Linked DNA regions of Homo sapiens: regions 1, 2, 3, 4, 5 and 6 are each linked to region 7. The links are chromatin contacts, found by Hi-C or POLR2A ChIA-PET in ENCODE. All regions are on one chromosome and are shown on one strand. Each heading gives the region's core, a stretch centred on a gene start or an enhancer-like site at or near the end of the contact. The rest is flanking DNA. Distances are from core to core; before and after follow the strand shown. Region 1 holds the start of ZCCHC24 (zinc finger CCHC-type containing 24). Region 2 overlaps ZMIZ1 (zinc finger MIZ-type containing 1). Region 3 overlaps ZMIZ1 (zinc finger MIZ-type containing 1). Region 4 overlaps ZMIZ1 (zinc finger MIZ-type containing 1). Region 5 overlaps LOC105378379 (a long non-coding RNA gene). Region 6 holds the start of PPIF (peptidylprolyl isomerase F). Region 7 overlaps ZMIZ1-AS1 (ZMIZ1 antisense RNA 1).

Region 1 (2,700 bases), core at 171-2,670, 470 kb before region 7:
GGGAAGAGCTGTCCTTTATGGAATATCTTCCGCTTACCAAACCCAAGCTGGGAAGCACACAAATGTCCCCGGCGGCGGGAGGATGACTGCTCCCATTTTACAGAGGAGAAAACAGGCTTGCTCGCAGAGGTTAGGCGTCATGCAGAGGTCATTCCGCTGGACGGTGGCCAAGCTGGCACTCCAACGCTGGGCGGAATGGCTCCAGAGCCAGACTGAAAGTGGGAGAGGTGACTCGGTCCCAGCCAGGCGGTGAGTTCCTCTGGGCTAGGTCCCCGGTGCTGGCGCAGCAAAGACCACCCGGAGAAAGAGACGGTGAAGGCCCCGGGGCTTCCTGGGGCGTCAGGCGGAGGCGGAGGCGGGGGCGGGGCTCCCTCCAGGCAGTCTTGGACTAGCTGAGTTGTCCCAGCGAGATGGGTGACAGCCGCTTTCCCGAGCTCCCCCGGCCCAGGCTGGTGTCCTGGCGACTCGCCAAGGCACCGGGGCGGGCTAGGGCTGGAGCCGGGGTGGAGGAAGAGGGTCGAGAAGCGAGGCGGGCCCAGAGCAGAAATAGGAGAAGGGGGGGGGGAGGGGGCGGGGAGTCTTTCCTGGGGCAGGAACCCGGGCCCCCCTTGGCGCAGCCGGCCCGCAAAGTGATTCTGCAGATGGAAGGAATTAAGTAGGAGGGGGAGGGTCCGATGGTGATAGCGAGAGGAGGGAGTTAGAAGTGTGTGCGTCTGTGTACACGCGTCTGAGAGAGGAGCGGGAGAGACAGGGAGAAACATCAGACCAGACGGAAATAGAAGAAAGGAGACAAGAAGAGTGAGAGAAAGAGAAGGACATACACACACACACACACACACACACACACACGGAGGGCGCCACATACAAGGACGACGGACACAGGAGACTAGTACTAGTCTAAGAGAGAGAGAAAGAAGGAGTATGAGAAAGGAGGGAAAATAGGAAAGGAAAAGTGAGTGAAAAACAATTGCAGAGGATTTGGAAAGAACGAGACAAGAGCGCTGACGACAGAGGGAGACGAAATTGATTAGGCCGGGGCTGCACTGAGCTCCCGGCAGCTCGGGGAGCTGGGTTGGCCGGGCTGGGACGAGGTGGGGCTTGGGCGGGGCCTCGCATGGGCGGGCCCGCGCCGTGCTGCATATGCAGATGAGCCTCACTCCCCTCTCTCCCCACCCCTGACGGTTCATATTCAACGAGACAGCCAATGCAGGGCGAGGACAGTGCCAGGCGGGGCAGGGAGTGGGCGGCGGGGCATCGTGGACCCCACCCCCGGAGCCGCCGCTGGAGGGGTCAGCCGCGAGGCAGATAGCGGATCGCCGGGCGGGGCGGGACGCAGTGGGCGGGGCGGAGGGGCGGGGCCAAAAGTTTCCTGCCCAACTTTCGCTGCCTCCTTCCACCGCCTGCGCGCGCCGGGGCCGCAGTCGGGGGGAGGCGGCGGCAGCGGCAGCGGCTGCGGGCAGCGCGCGGGGCGCAGGGCGCGGGGCGATCACCGTCGGGGCTCGGGAGGCGGGCAGTGGGCACAGGCTCCCCGGTGCCCGCCCCTCCGCTGCGGAGGGGGGCCGCGAGCGGGCGGCCGGGGAGGGGCCGGCACCGCCGCCACAAAATGAGCCTGCTGTCGGCCATCGACACGAGCGCCGCCTCGGTGTACCAGCCCGCCCAGCTGCTCAACTGGGTCTACCTGTCGCTGCAGGACACGCACCAGGCTAGCGCCTTCGATGCCTTCCGGCCCGAGCCGACCGCCGGCGCCGCACCCCCGGAGCTGGCCTTCGGCAAGGGCCGCCCCGAGCAGCTGGGCTCGCCCCTGCACTCCAGCTATCTCAACAGCTTCTTCCAGCTGCAGCGCGGAGAGGTGGGTGCCCCCGCGCGCCCCCGCCCACCGCCCCACCGCCCCACCGCCCCACCGTGGCGGGCCGTTCCCTGTCTGACCCGCTCTTCCTGGCCTGGCGCGGCCCGGCTCCGCATTGCCGGGCCCGGCTTGGCTTGGCTTCGTTCAACTCTGCCAAACTCGCCGCCCGAAGTCCCCGGGGTGCCGGGTGCGCGTCACCTCCCGGCTGAGCCCGGGCTGGAGCAATGCAGGCCGGGGCGGAGCTCTCCCGCCCCCTCTCCCTGCCAGGGCAGCCCTGCTCCAAAGGGGTTGGGGGAGGGAGTTGAGGAGGGGTTGTCTCCGGATTTTCTTCAGACAGCTGGGGTGCGGCCTGGGCGGGGAGCCCCTTCGAAGTGTCCTTCTCACGCCCAACCTTATCCTCGTCCTGGCCACCGCGGGCTGGGACCGAGAGTGCAGATTCTGCTCGGAGCTCCTCTGGAAGGGCCTAAAATCTTTTCTCCGACCTCTGCGGTTCCCGACCCGAAAGGCACCCTGGAGAGCAGTGACTGCCCAGAGGGCTTCTCCTGCTGTTCTCACTCGGGGACCCCAGATACGTCCTCCAGCTGCTCGCCCTCCCCCAGCCACATAGGAAGTGGTTTCTGAGGGCTTGACCCCACAGACTGCGCTGTCCCCAGCCCTCCCAGCCTCGAAGGAAATGAAAGGGAAATCCTCTTGAGCTCTTGGGAGGGGGGCTAGAAAGGGGGGGGGAGAGGTTCCAGCTGCCCAGCGCCTTCTGCAGAAACCTGGGCCGGCTGTGTTGCAAAGTCTGCCTGTTTGGTGGATTCAGTTACAAAGTTGACTGGGCAGCGCCTCTTTGCCAGCAAGATAAATACACA
Region 2 (2,700 bases), core at 133-2,632, 310 kb before region 7:
GACCCTGGTGCAAGTTTCCTCACTCAATCTCCTCATCTGTAAAATGGGCATCAGATGATACCTCCCCACTCTACTCTGTGTTTTCCAACTGTGGGTTACAGAATCTGAGCAGGTGATGACATCCAACCAGCAGGGGAGAAAAAAGCATCAACTAGAAAGTGATGGAGTGTGAGCACACAATAAAGATGAAGATTAGTCCTTGAGCTTCTGTCTTGGTTTTATACACAAATACATGTGCACCTTGGGTCAAGGTGTCGTATGTGTATTTATCGTGGATCTTGGTCAAATAGGTTTGAACACAGGTTCAGCAGCCTAAATCTGATGTGGCTCAAAGAGGAGAATGCAGTCAAAGGGCTTTCCCAACTGAGCGCTGCTCGTGATTTCTGGGGAAACTGCAGGACTCGCATTTGGAGTAGAGGAGCTGTACTCAGGGCACTCAGTTGGCCAGGCACAATGATGGGTAGTGGCTTGTTGAAGATCCAGATGCTTGGGCCAAAGGTGACAGATAGCGACAGACTCTGCTCTCCAGGTGGCGGATTGGAGACTGGGAGCCCAGAGGGAGTGGGCAGTGCAGAGAAACACAGGAAAGTAGCCATGAGCCTGCTCCTCAGGAAGGCTGGGCTGGAACAGCCTCTGTCTCCCAGGGAGGTCACTGGGGACCCGGCACACCACCTGGTTCCAGACTGGCACACCAGAGTCTCACAGGGAGGCTCTACAGGTCACGCTTTTACAAAACAAAGAGGAGATCCCCTGGACACCTGCTGTCCTCAAGGCCCATGTCCTAGGTGTGCTGGATGACCAGAGGGGGTCCCCTACATCTGAACAAAACCCAAGCCTGAGTGGCTTCTCGCCCCAGAACTTCTGCCCCACAAGTTCCCACCAACCCTCCAGGCTGATGGCCTTGAGACGGAAGTTCCTATCCTTTGAGAACATGCCTGGCCAGGCTCAGGAAATGAACCCCCATGGGAGGCCCCAGGGGCCGGCAGGGCCCTGCCTGTGGCCAGGGAGTGGGCAACTGCTGCCTCATCACCTCAGCCCAGGACGCTACACAGGCCCACGAACAAGCTCCCAACTGCCCTGCAGCTCCGTGGGTGAGCCTTGTGGGCGGAAACCAGCTCCTTCCTGTTTTGTCCCCTCTGCCCCAAACTTGGTGAGAAGCAAAGCTAACCAACGTTCCCAAACTGGCCATCCCACTGCCTGGCTGGAAGGTTTGCCGCCCCAGAGCAAAGATGCACGCAGGCATATGGAGGACACATCCGTGCACACACGCGAGGCCCTGCTGGCATGCTGCCCGTGCACTGGGGAAGAGACAGGCACAGCGTGTGGGGCAGTCTCAGGACTAGCTTGCCTCCACACGCACCTGCTGCAGAAGCAGAAGTGGCAGCCGCACCGACAGGACCGTGACTCATCTCATTCTGGGGGAGACGGGCTCCTGCTGTCGCAGAGAAGGCTCTCGCCCCCGCAGGCCCCCACAGCAGCCCTGCTGATGTGACGCCACTGCCTAGACTCAAGATACCACCACCGGGGGAATGCCTGGTCCCTGTTCCCAAGGATGAAGGACCAAGCAGACCCCTGGGCTGCTACCAGAAAGGCATGGCCTGGCTGGGATGGGAGGAGGGTCTGGAGGGTGCCTGAGAGCCCTTCTTCTCTCCGACGAGCACAGTTTAACCTGCAGACTTGCTTCACCTGGTCACAGGTGCTTGGCATTTTTTAATAATTCTGTCCCACTCTGTACAACCCTAATCCAGCATGGCCTGCCCAGTATCACACCATAAGCTGCTCCCAGCCACAGTCCTGTCCAGCCAAAACGGCCCCAACAATCCTGCTCCACCCACAGAAGCACCAAGGCCAGAAGCCATCTGCAATGTCAGCAGCAACGGTTCCATTTGCCAACTGCTCCCTAATACAGGGGCCTCTGTGCCTCTTCTCAGGCTGGCAAGTTCCATCCCACCTTGAAAATGCCATTCATCCTTTCCAGGCTCTTCCAAAGGCCACCTCCTCCGGGAAGCCCTTGCAGAAGGTACTGAACTCCACTGGCTCTTCGCATTCCTGGCAAGAGTGAGAACCCTCTGCCTTCTCCCTTCTGCCTCAGGAGCTGTCACTGATTTCTTGGGCTCCCTGAGCCAAGCATGATGTCTTCACACACCAATAGGGCTCAGGAAACCTTTGCTAAACAAAAAAATGTGCCAGGGAGAAACCACCTCTCTGCACTCACCCTTGGAGTGATGCTGAAAATGAATATGTCCATTTCGTTAAGCCTGATGACCGACCACCTACACAGTGTGTCTGTGGCCACATGGCCACTGGGGCCCAGAAAGTGAGAGAAGGACACAGAGGGAAGCGATGAAACCACTGCTCACTCTCTGTATGCCTCAGCAACCTCATCTATGAAATGGGGCTGATTCAGCCCCTCCCTTCGAAGGCTGCCGTGAGGGTTAAGTGTAAGTGCCTAACATGTATGAGGCCCAGAGTCCCGCACACCTTGGACACCCTGAAACTGCTGGCTGCCGCTGTTACTGTTGTTCTGATTTACTGAGTGACTTCTAGATGCAAGGAATTTTGTGAAGTGGCCTTCACCTAAGAACTCATTCAGTGCCCCATTAAGTGGGCCCAACAGATGCCCATCTTAGAAGCTGGGGCTCACAGAGGTAGCAGAGCCAATCAAGGGCAAGGCTGCCGGGTCACCAGACCGTATCAGGC
Region 3 (2,700 bases), core at 132-2,631, 340 kb before region 7:
AGAAGGCATCATGTGGCGAGGAGGGCAAGCGCGTGCCAAGTTGGCTTTTATAAGAGACCTACTCCCATGATAACCCATGAATCTGCCAACTCATTAATCCATCAATCCATTCATGAAGGCAGAGCCCTTATGACCCAAGGGCCTGCCTCTTAGTACTGTTACACCGGGGATTAAGTTTCACCATGAGTTGTGGTGGGGGGGACAAGCATTCAAACCATAGCACCAAGAGAAGAGAGCTTCAAGGAAGAAATGGCAACTGTCAAGTGCAGCTGTGAGGTCCAGTCTCAGAAAGCAGCGTGGATCAGCAACGAAGAGGCCATTGGTGAGCTTGCAGGAGAAGTGTCAGAGAACTGGTGGGGCATGAACCAGGCATATGAAGGGTGACAGAGAAAGAGAGTGGGCACTGGCAGTTTTGTGGCTGAGAAGCCTGCATGGGAAGGAGCAGAGACTGGCCATCAAGGGGTGGAGCCCAGACCAAGCTGAACCTTGCAATGCCAGAGCCTGGGCCACTAAACCCGGGGAGGCGGGAGGCAGAGGTATGGGGAGGGTTAACGGGCTGATAGAATGAGACTCCTTGGAGAAGAGAAAGGGGTGATGGTGTCAGGGGCTGGGGGAGGGGTAGCCCCAACTGGGGAAGGGACACCACATCCTCTGGGCCTGGGTGGAAAAAGATATGGCCAGGGTGGATGGAGATAGGTCTGTGGGTAGCAGCAGGGACAGTGGGGAGCTGGGTGAGGGTAGGGTAGCCTGCTTAGAGCGAGGTGGGCGTGGTTAGCAGGAGGCTGGAGCAGAGGAGAAGGGAAATGGGGGGCCATTAAACATTGAGTGCCCTTAGCATTCAGGGAGGCTGGAGACCCCAGTGTATCCTGACATCGACCTGTGGGGCTGAATGAATTTCCCCAATAGCATCCCATGGCCTTACATGAAGACAGTCAGTGGATTCAGGGTGGAGACTTTTTGCAGTGGGCTAGAGGAAGAAGAGACGTAAGATGATCCACAGTGTGTGGCCCCACATGCTGGGAGGCTGAACTCTGAACTGTCCCAAGCCAGGGCCCCCACTGGGCTTTTTAGGTGGATGTTTCTGGTCCAGGGGTTAGGCTCACAGAAGGAAGTCACCCGTCTGGGGAGGAGTTAGCTGAGATGGGGCCGGCCAGTCTCCATACAGCCTTGTGGGGCAGCCACAGGCCTGTATCCCAGGTTCAGAGTCTCCAGCTGAAATGCCAGGAAGGTTTGCTTATTATCATGAAGTTGGGGGAGCACACTGCCCTTCCTCCCTCCCTGCTCCCCTGCCCACTTCCTGCCTTTAAGTCAATGGCATTCAAACTTTTTGTTTTCAACCACAACCCACAAATAAGAATTAACATCATGACTCAGCAGACACACACACACACACACACACACACACACACACACACACACACGTTTCTTGATAGAATGCTACCCTTTACTTTGTAGGGCACACTCCTGATATTTTCTACTGTATTCTCATTTGTTTTATTAAAGTGCTGGTCCAGCCCCACCACACTGCTCTAAGGCACAGGGAGGGGGGCATGTCTCCTACGGGAAGTTCTCCCTCAAGCTAACTAATCACCCTCCTCTCGGAGGGGTGTCTGTTCAGAGAGAGTCAGCCTGTCCTGGTGATGCTGGCAGAAGGCAGTGCCTGCAGCTGAGCAGTGGCCGGTGGGTGTTCCATTATTTAAGGTAAATCTTTTCTCCTCCTCACCTTCCACCTCCCTCCAAAAGGAGAAACTCCAGCCACCTCGGAGAGGCCCCAGGAGCAGGGGGCTTCTAGGCACCCAGCCCCCTACAGGCAGCACCCTGCAGCCTCCCCCACACCGCCGGCTCCTGCACACACATGCCCCTCACTCTCCTGACACCCGGATACATCTGAGTGGAGATCTCTGGGGTGCCGGCCCGGCCCTTCTTCCCTCTGTGGACAGTCCCTGTGGAGGAAAGGCCATGACAGCCACATTTGCTTTCCCCCTAAGGTGAGGCTGCGTGGAGGGAGGGCAGGGACTGGCTGCGGGGCTGTGTCAGATGCATGTTCCTAAAACTTCAATCGGAGACACATCAAGTGTTGTCAGTTTGTGTTGGTGCCGAGGCTGGAAGGATGGTTAGAACCATGGCCTGGGCAGGGGCTATCGTGAGACAGTACCCCATGTAAAGCATGCTCACGGAGGAGGGAAAACCCAAGCTTCCCTAGGAGGGGAGGGGCAGGTGTACCGAGAGGTGGAGGCCAGGGATGCTGAGATGCCAGCAGGGAGCCATGGGTGCAGTGAATGCTCACTCTCCATTGAAGCCACACTCCTGTGTGCTCTGAACAGCACCCTCTGTGGCTTAATATGAATAGCTTCCTGCTACTTAAACCCAGCATAATCCACAAGGGACCATCAAAGATGGGACACTGTTGCACACTCTGAGTCACATGCCACAGGGGCCCCTAGCACCCTGCAGCCACCTGGCCCTATTCAGCCACCCCAACTCCCCCAACCATCCGGCCACACACTGCACTTGCCCCACCAGGGACTGGTTCCAGGGACCCCCATGGACAGGGGTTCTTCCAATTCAACACCCAAACCACCTGCCTTTCTTTTTTGTGTGTGCAGAGGGTAACAGGGCGGGGGGTGTGGTTTAAAACAAAAGCAAAAACACCCAAACCACTCCTTAACATCCACAAAATAGCTAATTCGCCAAACCTTT
Region 4 (2,700 bases), core at 143-2,642, 290 kb before region 7:
TAATATGCTGTCTCCTGCCTCCAGGAGGCAGAGTGACCAAGAACACAAGCTCTGGAGCCAGGCTGCCTGGGTTCAAATCCCAGCTCAGCCACGTAGCAGCTGTGTGATCTTGGGTAAGTTACTTTAGCTCTCTGTGCTTTGGTTTTCCCTTCTGCAAAATGGGGATAATAAGTAGCACCTACCACCTAAATTACCATGAGGATTAAGTAAGTTACTATACATAGAATGTTGGTACAATACCAGGCATGTAGAAAGCATTACATGGGAATAAACTGTTAGCAGTGTTGCTGTAGTATACATGTTCCCTTGGGATGCAGAGGGTGCTCCATTTCTCCACCTAAGTACTGTAGAAAATTGCTCAAATAAAATACAATTTCTTTCACCCATCTCCAAGAAAATCATGCAGATGCTCAGGAGTGCCCAGCCTCACACCACCCCTTCACACTGGGTGCTCCCTGGGGCAGACAGTGCCCCCTTCCCTACTGGACTGGGTGCTCCCCTAGCACCCAACTGTGCCCACATCCAGACACCCCAGGCCCTCACAGGGCCACCCCGACAGGCACTCATTTCTGACTCTGCTCTCAGGCCAAGCAGTGCCAGGAGGCTGGTCTAGGCAGACCCCTTCCTCCTCTGGAGTGTGTGGGTACAGGGGCTGGGGGGACTTTGCAGCTGTCCTCTCCACAATAGGAGGCCTGGGCGGTGGGCAGAGCCCAAGCCCCTCCTCAGCCCCATTCCACTGTGTCCAGAAGGAGGTGGGAGACGGGCAGGAACTAGGATTCCTACTCTGGCTGATTTACTCAAAGCAGGAATGAGTGGTCTGACTCATGAGCCCTGAGAACAGAACTAGCCGCAGAATTGTTACTCTGCCCGGCTGGAGGCTGGGGCTCTGGGGCTGGACTTCCTGCCTGTAGACCCGTCACTGCTGGGTGCCCCAGAAATAGGAAAAGGGGCCTCCTCCCTGCCAGCTCTCTTGGGTCATCTCCCAGGAGGAAATAGCACAGGAAGCACATGACCACAGAGACTCACAGTCCTCGGACCGGGGGCAGTGACTACTGGGCCCCAGGAGACCAGGGTTGGCTCTAGCGAGACCACCGCACCATCAGTGCAGCCTCAGGGCCATGTGTGTGCTTCTGTAAGATGGGGCACCCCTTCTGGCCCGACTCACCCTGCTGTGGATGAGGATCTAACCGGGCCGTGGGAGCACACAACCTTTTGGTTCTCCCAGCCGTGTGGTTCTTCCTACTTCATTCAAACCTCCCAAGACCCAATTAGGACCCTGCCAAGGATTACACTACCTGTATTTTACAAAAGGGAAATCCAGGCCCAAGAAGGGGTGATTCAAACAGTCACTCCACAGGACAACGGCCCCGCCCACTGCTGGTACGCGAAGGCCCCACTTTCATGCCCATAATTCTGTGACATCATGTCTGAGAGCAGGCATATCCCCAGGAGACAGCTCTGTGCCTCCTGCCTGCCTCCCACTCCTAAGACTTGGTGCCAACCCCAGCTTCTTGAACCTCCTGTGTGACTGTGGGCAACTTCCTCCCGTCTCTGGCCACATGTAAAAGACAGGGGGTGGGCACTGCTCTCTGAAGTCTGTGGCCCCCTGAATCAGCCCTGGCCTCCAAGTGGGGTCACGTTTCTCAGGGCGCAGGCCAGTCTTGACCTTGCATGACTTCTTCTCAATCTTGCAGGTGATATGGGGTGAGCTGTCTGTCTGCACACTTGGGGTGGACTGCCTCTCCACACCGCTAGCAGGGATTACAGATGGAAGGGGCTCCAGAGAGCTCACCCTGTTGGGCTGCTCCGTTGATCAAGGCCAAAGCCCAGAGAGTAGAGTGGATTCGCTGAGGTCAAACAGCCGATGCTTGCAGGACTCTGAGGGTGACAGGGTCCTAGGAGAGTGGATGGGTGGGGAGCACCCTGTGGTCTCAGCTGCTGGGGCTGCTGAGGGGCTAGGCCTTCTCCTTGGTTATAGAAAACATCACTTCTGGGGCATTGTGAGTTGGACTCTGGTGACCCTGACAGCTGACCCCTGGAACCTACATCAGAGAGGTTTTCCTTGGGGGAAAATCTCAGTCTCCGGCAGACTGATGGTATTGCTGCCTCAGCACCATCAGTAGCAAGCTGAACTGAGTTTCAGCTCCTCCTGAGTTTTCTAGATCATTCCCATGTTCTGCTCCCTGTACCTCTATCACCATCACTTGTGGGTAAGAAAGGCCAAAAAAAAAAAAAAAAAGAAAAGAAAAAAAAGGAGTTGTCTGCTGGCGCTTGGGCTGCGAGTGACCCTGTCCGTCTCTGCTGCCCCCACCCCCGGTCCCCACACAAGCTGAAGCCCTGTGCATAGGGAGGACTGGCTAGTTGGGTGGTGCAGGTGGCCTGGGATCTGCAAGCAGGCTCCCGGCCCAGCTCACCCTGCCCTACCTGCTTCCCTGTGCTGGGCAGGTCCTGCCTTCTCAGGTCCTGTGGTCCAGTCTGGCCTGAGAGAGGGCCTACAGCCTGTCCCTCCCTCTAGGAACACTCCTCGCACGCCCGCCCCCTCTCCCCAAGGGCTGCCCGGGTTGTCAGGAGCTGGGAACTGGGAGCCTCGAGGCGTGTGAACTCACCCTGGGAACTGAACTCCAGGGAACCTCAGAGCCGTCAGGGCTAGTTTTGTCAGTGCTGTTTCCCAAACCGGTTTGGCCATGCCTCACCCAGTGG
Region 5 (2,700 bases), core at 24-2,523, 280 kb after region 7:
GTTGGCCAGCTCTTCTTCCTATTCAGCACTGAACCGGGCCATTGGCAAGTGTTCCATCAGCACCTTAACAAAAACTGGACTGTGAGCCAAAACCTAGAACTATCCATAGCTAGTGAAACAATGAGAACAGAACCAGCCCTTGTCCCTCCCCACACAGCCTAATTAATGTGTACAGACAAGAACCACTGCACATCACTTATTATTTAACTGGCGTATAAGTACCATCAAAGGTGCCATAGTCATGCGTGGTGGCTCACATCTGTAATCTGAGCACCTTGGGAGGCCGAGGTGGGAGGATCACCTGGGGTCAGGAGTTCGAGACCAGCCTGGCCAACATGGTGAAACACCATCTCTACTAAAAATACAAAAATTAGCTGGGTGTGGTGGCCAGTGCCTGTAGTCCCAGATATTTGGGAGCCTGAGGCAGGAGAATCACTTGAACCTGGGAGGCGGAGGTTGCAGTGAGACGAGATTGCACCGCTGCACTCCAGGCTGGGTGACAAGAGCGAAACTTGGTCTCAAAAAAAAAAAAAAAGTCCCCTGCTCCCCAAAGAGCTGAGGTCAAGTCGGTTGGGCTGACAAGAGCTCTTAAGAGAATGGTCCTGGGGCTGGGCTGGTGGAGAGAAAGCCCAGAGGAAGGAATGTGAGGGGACAGTGTGCACAGGCAGGGTTGCTGAGCTCAGAACTAACCAGATCTGGGCTCCGAATTGGAGCACTGTTATCAGGAAGTTGAAACCCCTGTCTCCCAGGCTTTCTGTACCAAGCTGGGCACCAGCATTTTTGTTTAAAGAAAATCACCAGCATGGGCTGCTCCCCAAACCTATCCCCTAATGCACACTCAATCTCAGAGGCAGCCTGGGGCCCCTCTGCCTGGCCCACAGCCTCCTGGGACTGCACAGATTTCCTAGCCCCATCGCCTGCTGATGCTGGCACCACTGGCTGGCAGTGGCTCTAGAACTGGAAATCCCAGGAGGATCCAGGATCTGCAGCCTGAAGACAAAACGTTCTCAGGGCTGTTCCCTAGCAACCCAAGCTGCTCGCAATAGCTCCAGTTTCCACAGCTGACGCCCTTCCATCCATTTGCACTGAGGCGTTTGGTTTTAGGTGCTCCGGGATGCTTCCTAATGTCCCTTCAATGATCCATGAAGCCATTTGCTTATAAAATCTTCCTTCCTCCCTCCTCCCGCCCTCACTCCGCCCTTCTGCCAGCATTTAGTGTAGTGAACCCTCTGCGGCAGAGGCAGCAAACAGAACCCTGGGTGGCTTGTTGAACAAAGCCCTCATTCCATGGTGGCAGCAGCAGCATGGGGTGACGTTCCTTGCGGTGATGCTGCCCGCCGTGGGCTGTGTGGGGAGGGGCAGGAGGGGATTGATGGGATCCAGAAGACAAGAAGCAAAACAAGCCCAGCACCAGGCAGAGGTGGAGGGGAGAGGGGAGGAGGGAGAACCAGGGAGGAGGGAGAGGAGAGGAGAGGAGGAGGGAATGGGGGAGGAGGAGGAAGGAGAGGAGAGGGAAAGGAGGAGGAGAGGCCACTTCATTTATTTATTATGATGCCAGTTGTAGTGTTGGTCTCATGTGTGGGGAGCAGACTGTATTTTATGTTTTAATCCTCCAAGCTGTGTGTGTGGGCTGGGGATAATCACATTGAGAAATGTGTATAATATGCTGAAGGTTCTTTTTGTGGAGAATGGGAATGCTCCAGTGGAATATCTTCCTCATGGCAACCAGTGCCTTTTCCATAAGCCACTCAGAAGGTGCCAGTAATTGGGAGTGCAGTAGAAGTGTGGGGCCAGCCCCCCAGTCTGGCCAAGTCCTCCTCCATTGTAGGGGAGGCCTGGGCATCTGAGGAGCAGGGCTGGCACCTTCCCTTTGCCCCTGCCTGCCCGCTGTTTGGGTGGATGACAGGCAAGATACAAATGGGATGCCTGATTGCTTTCTTGGCCACAGCCTTGGGGCCTGCCGTGGAAGAATGCAGGGAGGAGCTGATAGGCAGGCTGCTAGGAGACAGAGCAGCCATGTGTGCATGCTGTCCTGAGTGGCACACATGCACACATGGGCGTGCACACACTCTCAGGGACACAGGTGTGCACCCCTGCCCTCACACACACACCCTCACACATCTACACAATGCACATGTGCATGTGTACACACACCTTCACACACACAATATACCCACGCGTGCACGTCCACACTTACACCCACTCATACACACACCCATGTGCACATGCACACACTCACACCTTCACACACAATACATAAACAGGCACACACTCAAATGCTCACATTCACATTCATACACACACACATGCACATGCACTCACATACCCACTAACTCACTGTCACAATCACAAACGTACAGAAATCCACATATCTATTGTGCATGTGTATGTACATGCCTTTTCATTCTCTCTCTCTCACACACACACCCTTGTATGTATGCACACACACTATTGCTTGCATGGGCTGACACTTGTGAAGTGATATCAGAAATATTGTTAGTGACATTTTTATTTGGAATTTTAAAAGAAGAAATTGACATCTCCTTCCTTAAAAGGCTACAAGAGTATCTTCAACCCTGACATCTTAAATGTTTATTTTTTAGCACACATGCTTTACTGACTGCACCACTCACTTAATTTAGGCCACATGGCAAGTGTGCAAACTTTCCTTCAGCTCATGCTGAATGCTGATTTGATGAC
Region 6 (2,700 bases), core at 6-2,505, 370 kb before region 7:
AGCTCCTCCATTCGGGGTTGGGAAACTGAGGCCCAGGGAGAGGCATGAGGGTGTGGGGAGGGAAGGCTGAAGCCCCATCCCAGCCAGCCTCTACCCTCGAAGCTGCAAGACCCACCCTGGAACCAAATGGAAGCAGGAAGGGTGTCCCTATTTTCCAGAAGAAACTGAGAATGAAGAAGAAATACTAAGGGCTCCCTGGGATACGGGCCAGTCAACACAAACAGACCCCTGCTGTCAATGTGTGGCCGACCTGAAGGCTCCACTAGGGCTTTCCCTCTAAAGCTACCCTGGTGACTGTTTCTTACTTTGCTTTAGAAAAGACCCAAAAACAGAGTTAGGGGAGGTGCTCAGTGTGGCCCCCAAGGACAGTGGCAGGGGTTGAGGCGCCGGGCACACTGTCTCTGAGTGTGTCCCGACTCGCAGGAGGGGCATTCTGGGGTCCACCAGGTGGCCGGGGCCTGAGGCCTACTGGGCCCGCACTACTGCTGGAAACCACCTCTCGCTCCATTTCCCAGCACCCCCAGTGTGAGCCCGACCGCAGGGGCGGGGCCGGAGCCAGGAAGCGCTCCGTGTTGTGCAAGGGCCGCCACGTGAGCACCCGCTGGGCCACGACGCTCACCCCAAGACCCCCGACACCCACCTCGGAGCTCCGGATCTAGGCTCAGCCCCAGAAGGCTCCTGGAGCCCCTCCCTCGTGCCCGGGCCGGCCCAGAGGTGCTGAGCCCTCCCTCTCTGCGATCTGACCTTGAGCTTTCTCCTCCACACGTGCCCTCCCTCCCGTCTCCCCCGCTCCAGTGCTCCGAGGGAGGCCGGAAGAAATCATTCTGACGCCCATTCTCAGAAATGGGGAAACTGAGGCCCAGAGCTCGGCATGGGGAGGCCCAAGGTCACCCAGCGCGCCCGGCACCGCGCCGCCCGGGGCCCAGGGCTCTCCCCGGGCCCGTGTCCCGCGCCCAGGCCGGCCCTGCGAGCGGTCTCACCTCCAGCACCACGCGGCCGAGCGGCTTCCCGTTGGCGTCCACGTCCAGGTACACGAGCGGGTTCCCGGAGGAGGAGGAAGAGGACGGGTCGCCGGAGCCCTTGCTGCAGGCGCGGGCCGCGGGGAGGCGCAGCGGCACGGAGCGCGGGACGGAGAGCAGGCCGAGCCAGCGGGAGCCGCAGCGCAGCGCCAGCATCGCGGGCGCGGGTCGGGCGGGACACGGGCGGGGAGAACACAGAACTCAAACTGACGTCGCGCGCGCCCAGAAGGCCGAGTCCCGCGCAGCCGCGCGCCGCAGCCTTTATTGGCTTGCCCAGGTTCCCGGCCCTGCCCCCGTCCCGCCTCCTCCAGGCCTGTCCGTGGACTACCCCTGCCGGCCGCAGCGGGCAGCGCAGCCAGCCGGTGGGGCCGCGGAGCGTGAAGTGCTTTGAAACACTCCCGCCTCCAGGCCCAGAGACCCGGAGAACAGACACCTGGCAAAAGGTTGCTGGTTCCATGTTTATTAAGGTACCAGCAGATTTTTTTAAAAAAAGAAAAACTGCTAAAACGTAATTAATTCCAAAATATGAGCATCTATACGTTGCAATTTGAATATAATAGCAAAAGTCTACCTTTGAGCCCTTTGCAGGTAAGGCTCAGGCCAAATAAGCTTCCCTGCTGCCCTAGGTCCTGCAGTCTGAGAGGGTTAGAGAAAGGTGAGATGAGAGGCGGGATTAGTGAGCTAGAGGCGCAAGAGGGAGGAGATAAGCTGAGACACCTCCCATGATGCCCCCTAGCCTGCTTGTCCCGGCCTGGGCCTGTCTCTAGTTGTTTCTGGGGACCAGACCTGCTTCTAGCAAGACTGAAAACGCAGCCTGGGCTCATCATGCTCCTTTCAGGCCCCCAGCCCTCCCCAGGACTGGGTCTGATCCCTCCTCCTAGGACCCACACTGACAGCCCCGGGGCAGACTGCCAGCTGCCCCCTCCCATCAGCATGCACCCTGGGAGGGGACTCAGTGGGGAGACCCACAGCAGGAGCATTTAAACCCCACGTGCTGAAAGTGGGCTTCCCAGCAGCCAGAGCCACCCTCACTGCAAGGTGGTGGGAGGTCTGCAATAAATGGATGCCACGCAGGGACCTGAGAGAGCATCTGGCCCAACACTTGTACTGTCCCCAGGGGAAGCTGAGGCCTGGACACAGGAAGGCACTGGCTAGGGCTAGGGAGCCCTGGAGTATTGCTACCAGCTTGCACCAGTGCTCCAGGCCTCTCTGGGCCTCAGTTTCCCATCTGGAGGGTAAGGGTGCGATCATGCTCCTCATCCTGCTTTTTTCTCGTGTCTGTTCTTAGGATAAAATGAACGAGAGAGACATGGATTTGTCAACTAAGTACTGTGCCTGTGGGCATCTGTGATGGACAGAGTCTGGACTGTCTTTCTCACAGTTTGGGATTCAGAGAGCTGCGGTCTCAGTTAGAGGCCTGAGGGGTCAGAGAAAGGGGTGGGGCTGAGCCTTGGAGGCAGGTGGGCAGGAGTAGGGACCAGCTCTGGACTGACCTGCCCCAGATCCTGAATGGGCTCATGGGAACAGGTCAGGCAGCAAAATGCCAGCCAAGCAAATTCATGAGGTCAGAGCAGTGCCCTAGCTTCATAAGAATGCTAGCTTGGCCTCTGGAAGTTTGGCTAGCTTGGCTTCTGGAAGTTCATAGCCCCCTTCTCCGATTCCTGGCCTAGGAGGGGCCTAG
Region 7 (2,700 bases), core at 179-2,678:
AGTTTCTTGGATTTGCCCACCTCATCGCCCCTGCATTCTTTTGAATTTCTCTGAATCAGACTTTATATCTGGCTCTGCCATTCACCAGCCTTATTTATGCAGAAAACAGCCCCACATTTCCAACTTGCTCCACAGCAGTAAAGATTCATCTTTGGCCCGGGGAGGGTAGCAAAAGAGAGGAGGGAAGGGGAAAAAAAGGAAAAAGAAAGAAAAAGGAAGGAAGAAAGAAAGAGCCAGCAACAATCAAAACAACCTTTTTCTCCCTGTGTAATCTGGGCGGCTTCCAGGAGGATAATGTCTTTCCACCGTGGATCGCCCCCTCCCTCCCAGGCTGTTTTCACAGGAAGTAAACCCTGGAGCATTTTCAATGTGCCCCTCCAGGCAGAACAATGAGGCCCTTGAAGCCTCGGAACCCGCGCTTCCTCCAGTTATCCGGAGCCGCGCCGCTGAGGGGAGCCATCTCTGGGGAGGGGGCAGGGGGGAGGGGCGAGTCTGCAGGGCGTTGCGGAGCCGCACGAGGGAAGCCCATTAGTCAAATAATAGGTTTGGATCCGACTGTTTTGCCAAGGTACCCGGCATTTACCCGCTCCCCGATTGGGGGCGGGGAGCTGGGAGGAGGCAGCGAGGATCCAATTACGGCTGCTACTGCCCGGTCGCCGGGAGGTGGCGGCGGGCGGGCCGGGCCGGGCTGGGCCGGGCGGGGCCGGGAGGAGCGGGGATCGGGGATCGGGGATCGGGGATCGGGAGCGCAAGCCTCGGGCCGGCCGGCCTGGAAACACCGCGCCCCGGCCCCAGCCCCGGCCCTGCGCCCCGCGCGGGCTCCTCCCTCCCCACCGGCTCAGCTGCCTCATTGTTTATTGTGGAGCCTGCCTCTCCCCTGCCCGCCCGCCCTCCCGCTCCTTTCTCCCCTCCTCCCGAAAGAAAGAAGAGCCAGTGTGTGGAGAGAATGAGTCATGAATAAACAAACAGCGTGGGGGGAGCTGTCACTCTCAGCTCACTTCCTGGCCGCGCTCCGCTCCGCGACCTCCTGGCGGGGCGCAGAAGCCAGGCTGGCCGAGGTGGGCGGCGGCTGCTGGGGCTGCTGGGGCGCGCGGCCCAGCTCAGTCGGGCCCCTCCGCGGGGCGGGACTGGGCTGGGCTAGGGTGCTCAGGACCCCAGTTCCCAGGCCTGTCTTTGACCACAGCCCTCACAAGCCTCAGGGCCCTTAGAGTAAGCGAGCGTGACATGATGTCCCCAGACTTGTATGGCCGTGTGAGCCGAGGGCTGTGGGCCGGACCCTTGGGTTGGACAGAAGCCATCTGTCACAGACAGGCAGTGCATGCGGGACCTGCGGCGGGCTTGCGGCGCCTGTGTGGGCTCATCCTCTGGGAATGCCAGTGTGTGTCTGCTGAGTTGTGTAGGCGTGGCTTTTTCCGCGTGACACAGGGACACTGCGAGGATGTGTATATATGGCATGTGTGTCTTCTGCATATGGTGTTTGTCTGGAGTGGGGGTTACACGTGTGCTAGTGACCCGTGTGTGTGTGTCTGTTTGTGTTGTGTGGCCAATTTTCCTGACTCTGAATTTGCGTCTGCCACTTTAAGTTTTGAGATTCTTACTTTGTACTTGGCTTTTCTCTATTTAGTCCTTTTTCTTCTCTCTTGTGTGATCCTGTGGGTCATTTGGGGCCACCTCTCCCCTTTAGTGAGGCCCCAGGGCCCCAGCAGACCTCCAGGGCCCGGCCTGGCTGGCCTCAGCGTCCAGCCAGCTGTGGCCACACGCAGGCTGACAGTGCTGACTCATGCCTGGCCAGAGCTGAGTGTGACCAGCGCGCCCAGGCTGGGTGAGCCCCCACCGTGGGGAGGGCAAGGGCCCAGGCCAGCCCAGACCTTCTGGGGACTTGTGACCGCATGACATTAGAGGCAGGGGCAGGAGTAAGTCATTTCTTCTGGCTTCCCTGGCAACCACACAGCCTCACAGGGGTCCACCCCAGGGCCAGTGCTGACGGCTGGGCCTTCGGAAAGGCTAGTGTGACCAAGGCAAGGCTGTGACTCAAGCTACAGCTCAGGCCCCTGCTGCTTGGCTGGGTCTAGAACCTTCCCAGCTCTGGCCCTGCTCCCTCTCTATGGGCTGGCCCAGCTGCCAAAGCTTCCCAGTTCCAGGTTGGAGATTTGCATGCAGGGACAGACCCCCCTGAGGCTGAAGCAGGGCACACATTTGCTCCTTCCCCAGGATTGCTCACTCCTGCAGCCCCCCCAGCCAGGGCTTGCTTGCTGGACTTGGTCCCCTGGCACTGGAATCGTAGCCTTGGTTGTGACCCTGATCAGGGAGGCAGGCTCCAGGGCCACAGCAGGCCAACCCTGGCCACTTCCCAGTCTTTCCCATCCTTCGGGGGGGCAGGTAGTTGGGAAGATTAGGATCTACATAGGCTGGGAGGCAGGTGCATGTGGGGTCACAGCCTGGCTCCTTCATCTGCTAGCTTTATGACCTGGGGAAAGTCACATAACCTCTTTGAACCCCTTTTTCCTCTACTTTAAAATGTGCATAGTGACCCTTACTCCATGGAGAGGTTGCAAAAGTTAAAGAGAGAATGCCTATGAGCCCTGAGTATATGTCATGGAATGTACTTGTCATGGAATAGGGGCTCAGGAAAGGACAGTGTACTCTCTGTCTACCCCCAGCCCTGCCTTGAACCCTGATCTCAAGGCCCAGAATTTTGCC

The links. A loop is a pair of places that touch in the nucleus more often than their neighbours do. ChIA-PET counts read pairs that join two places held with the same protein, here RNA polymerase II (POLR2A). Pooled maps may share reads with other maps.
Region 1: a map of CD8-positive, alpha-beta T cell shows a loop between it and region 7 (7-fold over the local background). The contact joins the promoter of ZCCHC24 here to the enhancer-like site in region 7. A Hi-C loop is called at or near these places in 5 of 168 maps with a recorded cell type or tissue (CD8-positive, alpha-beta T cell, PC-3, ascending aorta and 2 more), 5 of 37 single-sample maps with no recorded cell type and 15 of 50 pooled maps. POLR2A ChIA-PET finds 5 or more read pairs at or near these places in 2 of 52 experiments (H1 and WTC11).
Region 2: a pooled map shows a loop between it and region 7 (6-fold over the local background). The contact joins two enhancer-like sites. A Hi-C loop is called at or near these places in 2 of 37 single-sample maps with no recorded cell type and 11 of 50 pooled maps. POLR2A ChIA-PET finds 5 or more read pairs at or near these places in 2 of 52 experiments (CD4-positive, alpha-beta T cell and Panc1).
Region 3: a loop to region 7 is called in a map of PC-3, with 2.3 times the contacts of the local background. The contact joins two enhancer-like sites. A Hi-C loop is called at or near these places in 1 of 168 maps with a recorded cell type or tissue (PC-3), 1 of 37 single-sample maps with no recorded cell type and 11 of 50 pooled maps. POLR2A ChIA-PET finds 5 or more read pairs at or near these places in 2 of 52 experiments (PC-3 and activated B cell).
Region 4: a loop to region 7 is called in a map of ascending aorta, with 4 times the contacts of the local background. The contact joins two enhancer-like sites. A Hi-C loop is called at or near these places in 2 of 168 maps with a recorded cell type or tissue (ascending aorta and dorsolateral prefrontal cortex) and 11 of 50 pooled maps. POLR2A ChIA-PET finds 5 or more read pairs at or near these places in 3 of 52 experiments (CD4-positive, alpha-beta T cell, PC-3 and Panc1).
Region 5: a map of posterior cingulate gyrus shows a loop between it and region 7 (21-fold over the local background). The contact joins two enhancer-like sites. A Hi-C loop is called at or near these places in 1 of 168 maps with a recorded cell type or tissue (posterior cingulate gyrus). POLR2A ChIA-PET finds 5 or more read pairs at or near these places in 1 of 52 experiments (activated T-cell).
Region 6: a loop to region 7 is called in a map of naive thymus-derived CD4-positive, alpha-beta T cell, with 6 times the contacts of the local background. The contact joins the promoter of PPIF here to the enhancer-like site in region 7. A Hi-C loop is called at or near these places in 3 of 168 maps with a recorded cell type or tissue (CD4-positive, alpha-beta T cell and naive thymus-derived CD4-positive, alpha-beta T cell), 3 of 37 single-sample maps with no recorded cell type and 8 of 50 pooled maps. POLR2A ChIA-PET finds 5 or more read pairs at or near these places in 1 of 52 experiments (MCF 10A).

The regions. Positions count from the first base shown.
Region 1 is chr10:79,444,344-79,447,043 of GRCh38, reverse strand. ZCCHC24 (zinc finger CCHC-type containing 24) reads left to right here and starts at 1,420. Exons shown (of 4, transcript NM_153367.4): 1 at 1,420-1,849. The coding sequence starts at 1,604. LOC105378383 (a long non-coding RNA gene) reads right to left here and starts at 803. Exons shown (of 4, transcript XR_946104.4): 1 at 1-803. RefSeq lists silencers at 988-1,497, 1,508-1,567.
Region 2 is chr10:79,285,138-79,287,837 of GRCh38, reverse strand. The region is part of intron 8 of ZMIZ1 (zinc finger MIZ-type containing 1); the gene reads right to left. Among named protein-coding and RNA genes, the nearest start is that of PPIF, 61 kb to the left of the region's middle. RefSeq lists enhancers at 566-1,216, 1,051-1,670, 1,217-1,867, 2,081-2,270 and cis regulatory regions at 995-1,495, 1,004-1,504, 1,020-1,520, 1,118-1,618, 2,106-2,606. Within about 2 kb of position 1,382, at least 23 of the 41 ENCODE cell types and tissues checked have a DNase peak (open chromatin) inside an H3K27ac peak, as active enhancers do.
Region 3 is chr10:79,316,517-79,319,216 of GRCh38, reverse strand. ZMIZ1 (zinc finger MIZ-type containing 1) reads right to left here. Exons shown (of 25, transcript NM_020338.4): 25 at 2,698-2,700. Among named protein-coding and RNA genes, the nearest start is that of PPIF, 30 kb to the left of the region's middle. RefSeq lists enhancers at 309-884, 1,474-1,533 and cis regulatory regions at 902-1,402, 1,024-1,524, 1,042-1,542, 1,101-1,601, 1,012-1,614 and 5 more. Within about 2 kb of position 1,381, at least 10 of the 41 ENCODE cell types and tissues checked have a DNase peak (open chromatin) inside an H3K27ac peak, as active enhancers do; they include PC-3, where a contact is called at or near this core.
Region 4 is chr10:79,265,008-79,267,707 of GRCh38, reverse strand. All of the region lies in intron 7 of ZMIZ1 (zinc finger MIZ-type containing 1), which reads right to left. Among named protein-coding and RNA genes, the nearest start is that of PPIF, 81 kb to the left of the region's middle. RefSeq lists a cis regulatory region at 762-1,618 and enhancers at 1,055-2,014, 2,381-2,430. Within about 2 kb of position 1,392, at least 36 of the 41 ENCODE cell types and tissues checked have a DNase peak (open chromatin) inside an H3K27ac peak, as active enhancers do; they include PC-3, ascending aorta and dorsolateral prefrontal cortex, where a contact is called at or near this core.
Region 5 is chr10:78,687,789-78,690,488 of GRCh38, reverse strand. The region is part of intron 1 of LOC105378379 (a long non-coding RNA gene); the gene reads left to right. Among named protein-coding and RNA genes, the nearest start is that of ZMIZ1-AS1, 380 kb to the left of the region's middle. Within about 2 kb of position 1,273, at least 6 of the 41 ENCODE cell types and tissues checked have a DNase peak (open chromatin) inside an H3K27ac peak, as active enhancers do.
Region 6 is chr10:79,346,024-79,348,723 of GRCh38, reverse strand. PPIF (peptidylprolyl isomerase F) reads right to left here and starts at 1,255. Exons shown (of 6, transcript NM_005729.4): 1 at 981-1,255. The coding sequence starts at 1,175. RefSeq lists cis regulatory regions at 274-774, 457-957, 486-986, 989-1,511, 979-1,511 and 5 more and silencers at 822-1,051, 1,072-1,481.
Region 7 is chr10:78,971,964-78,974,663 of GRCh38, reverse strand. All of the region lies in intron 5 of ZMIZ1-AS1 (ZMIZ1 antisense RNA 1), which reads left to right. Among named protein-coding and RNA genes, the nearest start is that of ZMIZ1-AS1, 94 kb to the left of the region's middle. RefSeq lists enhancers at 1-18, 1,573-2,504 and silencers at 400-889, 1,060-1,129, 1,170-1,289. Within about 2 kb of position 1,428, at least 38 of the 41 ENCODE cell types and tissues checked have a DNase peak (open chromatin) inside an H3K27ac peak, as active enhancers do; they include CD8-positive, alpha-beta T cell, PC-3, ascending aorta and 2 more, where a contact is called at or near this core.